Linked DNA regions of Homo sapiens: region 2 is linked to region 1. A link is an interaction called in ENCODE POLR2A ChIA-PET data of the cell type or tissue named here. Cell type or tissue: MCF 10A. All regions are shown on one strand.

Region 1 (2,500 bases):
CATTTCAGGGGAGCACTTAAGGTCTCTCCTCCCTTCTCCCTGGGAGCAAGTGTTCTGGTCTGGACGAAATGAGAGAACTCCAAGAGGGATGTCGAAACTGGGTGTGGGATGGGGAGTGGGCAATGCCCTTGCAGAAGAAATCAGAAGAATGAAAGCTCCAATCTTTCTCATCTTTCATCCTCTTACTAGTGTTTAGAGGCTACAAAGAAGTGCCCTTGATGGCTTACCGATTCTGTGCCAGTGTGTGTGGATGTGGATGTGGGGATAGATGTTTGTGTATGCATGTCTGCGTGCATGTGTGCACTCTGTGTATATTACATTTGTATATGTGTGTACATGTTTTGTGTTTGTGTATGTGTTATGTGCATGTGTGTATACATGTGTGTGCATGTGTTGCATATGCATGTATATGAGTGCACATGTGTGTTGTGTGTGCATTTGTGTGTTCTTGCGTGTGTGTTTTCTTTTACAAGGTCAAGATCATCATTCCATTTTATAGATAAGAGAACTTGGGCTCAGAGGAGCTAAGTAAAGTTGGTGAGTGGAATTCAACCCAGGACTGCAGACTCTAACCCTACGTCCCTCTCTTTCCTCATATGTGTTCCTTCTTTCCTTTTGATGAAGTTCATTTGAAAAGACTGTGAGGGCCAACCAAGGCCAGCCCTGAGGCCAGACACAGTGGGCAGGAAGTGGCCCATTCAGGCCTGGCTTTCCTGTGATCTTTGCTCCAACCTGGCTCCCCTGAGCAGGAGATGCAGAAAGAGCTGAAGCCAAATCTCTGGCCAAGAAAGTGGTGATTGGACTCTGTGCAGGGCTTGACAATCACAACAATATCAACAGCTGACATTTGTTGAGGGCTTACTATGCACCAGGTCACTTTCCAAGCACACTACCTATATCATCTTATTTAATCTTCACAGTCATTGGATTGTGGCACATTGAATACCGTCACCCATGCCCAATTTACAGATAGACAGCTGAGACCCAGGAAGATTAAGTAACTTCCCCAAGCTCACACAATAAATGAGTAGTGGAAGCAGGCGCTGCACTTGGGCAATCTGGCCTCCCGGCCCAGCTGGGCTTTGCGGTCAGCCAGGCCCTGGCTTCGTAAGTATCACATCGGCAGCTGTGAGTAAGGCAGCATGGCCTGCGGGGAGGGTGCAATCACCCAGGCGGCAGATGCCAACAGCTTGAATCAGGGCATTGGTAATGGAAGAGGAAGAGCCAGGGCAGATGGAGAGTCATCATAAATAAAGGAAACTTGGTGGCACTCCAAAGATAACTGAGATGAGGGCGGCGAGCATAATGGCCGAGCTTCCAGCCCAAGTGAGGAGGGAGATGATGGCACCACTGATAGAAACTAGGGATGCATGAGAAAGCCAGACTGCAATCAAGTGTGGGATCAAAAGGAGGCAGAGAGAGGCCGGCAACATGACTGGGTGGGTGTGGGGGGCGCGGACAGAGGGAAGGAAGGTGGTGAGGAGGAGGGGGAGGAAGAGGAAGGGGAGGAGGGGAGGAGGAGTCGGCAGACACATTGCTGCCTGGTGCAGGCAAAGTGCTGAGGTGAAAGGCTGGGCTAGAAGGGGTCTGGAAGCCATCCACCTTGAGGTGATGGCTCAGAAGGAGCCATTGCTACCCAAGGCAGAGGAGAGCAGCTGAAGAGGGAGGGGAGGAAGAAGAGGGTGGGAGAGGTCTCAGGAGAGCAGGCACAGTGCAGTGCTCTGGAAGCCAGGTGAGAAGGCTTCTGAAAAATGATCAACTTCAGCAGGATAAGGATGAGGAAGGAGCCCTCGAAATCAGTGAGAAGGGCACCACTGATGACCTTGGAGAAGCACTCTTATGATACAGAGAGAAAAGCAGCATGAGGGAGTGGGTAGAAAATTATGAGTTGAAGATGGACCAATATGTTGCAGTAACGAGGAAGAGAGAGTGGAAGAGAAAGAAGGGGAGATCAAAGTGGAGGACAAGAGGGAAGAGGAGGAGAGGAGGAAGAGACAAAGGAGGAGGAGAAAGCGGAGGAAGTGGACATATGGAAGGAGCAGCAAGGAATTTCCAAATTACTGCTTGTTTGCAGGACTGGTTTTAAGATAGAGAAGGCCAGAGAATCCTTGTGAACAAGAAGCCAGGAAAGAAGCAGGGAGGGACAGGGAATATAGCAGAAAGAGGGAGACAAGGTTAGAAGCACATGATCCTGGAGGAAAATTGAAGAGGGAGTACATCAGGCTAAGTGTCTTAGTGTCTTGGCAGCATTATTCACAATAGCCAAAAGATGGAAATACTCCAAGTGTCTGTCAGCGCATAAAGGGATAAACAAAATGTGGTACATCCATACAATGGAATATTATTCAGGCATAAAAAGGAATGCAGTTATACCTGGTATAACCTGAATGAACCTTGAAAACCTGCTAAATTAAAGACACCAGCCACAAAACTACACATCATATACTTGGACTTATCTCTAAAATGTCCAGAATAAATAAATCTATGGAGACAGAATGTA
Region 2 (2,500 bases), 82 kb before region 1:
GAAGGAAAATCAGAAGTTGCTTTTCCTACACTTCGGCTTTTGTCACCTTCACCAGTAGCACAGATGAGGCTCCCCTGGGATGGCTTAGGGACCAAGGCTCTGTGAAATTCTCCGGGGCTTGGGAGGTGGCCACAGTGGCTTAGCAGGGGAGAGGTGGACACAGCAAGATGCTCTCCAGTCAATGATAACATATGTTTTTCTTTGGCTTCAGAGCCCACCTTCTTCTGTGGGTACTTGATATGTCATCCTCTTCCAATTTGCAATCCAGAGTGACCCTTAAGCTTTTGTTGGTTGAGCAAAACTCTAAAAACATAGACTTTGTCTTACTCTCTACATTTCAAGATCCCTGGGTTCTGTTGGAAAAGCAGGGGATGGAACATTTTGTCTCCGGTGGTTTAGTTTCTTTCACCTGTACTTTATCTGCCTACGTGTCCCAAAGCCTGGGGAACAGAAAGTTAAAAGCCTGAGAGATAAATTAATCAATAACAAATGTTTTCTAAGTCTCCAAAAGAATCTGATAAACATTTGAGAGGCTACGCTCAGCACATACACGTACAAACCACATTTCACATCTGTTTTTGAGATTCACAAAGTCCTTGAAGCTCATAAGGGGGTGACTTTGAAGAAGGACCCCAAGTTAGGCTGGAACCCCCAATCTAGGAGTGGCTCCTCCTGTTCGGTGTTCAGTGGCCACCAAGATTTCTGGAGAAGCCAGTCCTGCCCCGCCAATCTCGCCTCCCATCCCACTCTCCCTTGACACTTTTATATCTTGCAATAAAAATAAATATGGCAGCTGAAAGCAGCATCTACAGAAGACACACCTCTTCCTTCTTTCCATCTTCTGACTTTTATTAACCCATCACCTTTCTCAAGTGTTCATGTAATGGCTCATTTCTCATGTTTCATAGTCCTAGCCTGGGAAAGGTACAGTAATGATAGTCTTTGTAAGTCTAGACGCCAAACAACCATCTCAGAAAAGCCTCATTTAATGAGGCTCACACAATGGGTTGTTTTAAAATAGATCTTCATCCAAGCCATGCCTCCTTACATTTTGTAATGGTGTTTATATTTTGCAATATTTTATTCATGATGGATTTGGGTTTTTTTAACATCTGCAATCTCGGGCACTTTGTGGTAAATTTGAAAACTCAGTCCCTGGAATCACTTGCCTGTAAACCCGGGTGCACAGATGCACGTGCCATTCAGGCCGTCGCTGTCACAGGTGGCTCCGTTCAGACAGCTGACGTTAGCGCAGGGATCCTTGTACAATTCACAGTGTGTTCCTGCAGAGAAACAAGCAAAACAGGATGACTCATCCAGGACTCTCTGGCTCCCATGGCCTCTGAAAGCAAAGTCGGAACTCTCTGGAACAATGCGAGGGAGATTCCCAGCGTGGGTGTGTGTGGGTGAGTGTATACACACGTGCCCACTCATGATTTTAGATTGTTGTAAAAACTTGCCTTATGAGAAAGTAACACATTCGATCACTGTCCATAGGTCCCACCATAGTCTTTTATCTGTACTTTCTCTGCCTACGTGTCCCAAAGCCTGGGGAACAGAAAGTTAAAAGCCTGAAAGATAAATTAATCAATAGCAAATGCTTTATAAGTCTCCAAAAGAAACAGAAAATATCTAGATGGCCTTGAGAAAATATAATATTAGCAACCTGAAAGTGAAGATTTGGAATCAGATATTTAAGTGAGTCCCAGTTCTACTTTGAAGAACTGCAGGGGAGAGGGGAAGCCGTGTGATACTTAGACTTCATTCTCAAAGACATCACTGCATGCTTTATGTCTAATTTATTCCTCACAACAACACTATGAGACAATTATCCTTATTCCTCCATTTTACAGATGAGGAAACTGAGGAAAGAGTCGAAGATCACAAGCCTGGTAAGAAAGGAGCTGGGATTTGAAGCTGCCCGTAATCCCATCCCAGAGTCTGTGTTTGCTAAGTAGGCTGTTGAGAGTGACCCTGAATTGACTGTGGAAATATACAAAACTCTATGGAGCTCAGCACTCGTTTAACAAAGAAGAGGCATTTTTTAAAAAATCTGTAAAGTAAAACAGACAGCTTCTCATTTACTTTTTTTAAAAAAAAAAGACTGTGTGTGCATGTATGTACGCAAATGCCTGAAGTGGGACTGGATTACTTCCAGGAGACTTGATTACTTTGATTTTCACATCTGTGTATTTCTACATTACTGGCACCTTTTTTACAAGTATCTATTTTTTTATAATTTTATTAAAAACTTTAAAAATCTAATGCTATTTGAAAGGTGGGATATCTGCTGATGTTACACTGGATGCCAAGATGGATGAATAGATTAGTGTCTCTCTCTCTCTCCTCCTCCTGCCCCTCCTCCCTCTCTCCCTTCCCCTATCCCCACCCTTTGGAGAGAAAGATAAATTACATTCTACCTTGCCTAAGAACGTACATAATGATATGCCCACACTTCCCAACAGCCTCAAGAAAAATATGCATAAAGCAAATAGTAACT

The links. ChIA-PET counts read pairs that join two places held together with the same protein. Peaks named below come from ENCODE experiments on the same cell type or tissue, not always from the same donor. Only the 100,000 strongest peaks of a DNase experiment are listed, where the experiment ranks them.
Region 2: POLR2A ChIA-PET joins it to region 1 with 11 read pairs; 2 of 35 experiments call an interaction of 5 or more read pairs at or near these places.

Annotation. Positions count from the first base shown.
Region 1 is chr2:229,488,050-229,490,549 of GRCh38, forward strand. All of the region lies in intron 6 of DNER (delta/notch like EGF repeat containing), which reads right to left. Among named protein-coding and RNA genes, the nearest start is that of PID1, 220 kb to the left of the region's middle. In MCF 10A, no CTCF peak of the experiment used is centred here; a DNase peak (open chromatin) is centred at 1,142.
Region 2 is chr2:229,406,063-229,408,562 of GRCh38, forward strand. It overlaps DNER (delta/notch like EGF repeat containing), which reads right to left. Exons shown (of 13, transcript NM_139072.4): 10 at 1,170-1,283. It overlaps LOC124907995 (a long non-coding RNA gene), which reads left to right and starts at 1,288. Exons shown (of 2, transcript XR_007088116.1): 1 at 1,288-1,406; 2 at 1,854-2,270. It overlaps LOC107985994 (a long non-coding RNA gene), which reads right to left. Exons shown (of 3, transcript XR_001739917.2): 3 at 1,295-1,548. RefSeq lists enhancers at 1,001-2,200, 1,962-2,500. In MCF 10A, no CTCF peak of the experiment used is centred here; DNase peaks (open chromatin) are centred at 1,299 and 2,499.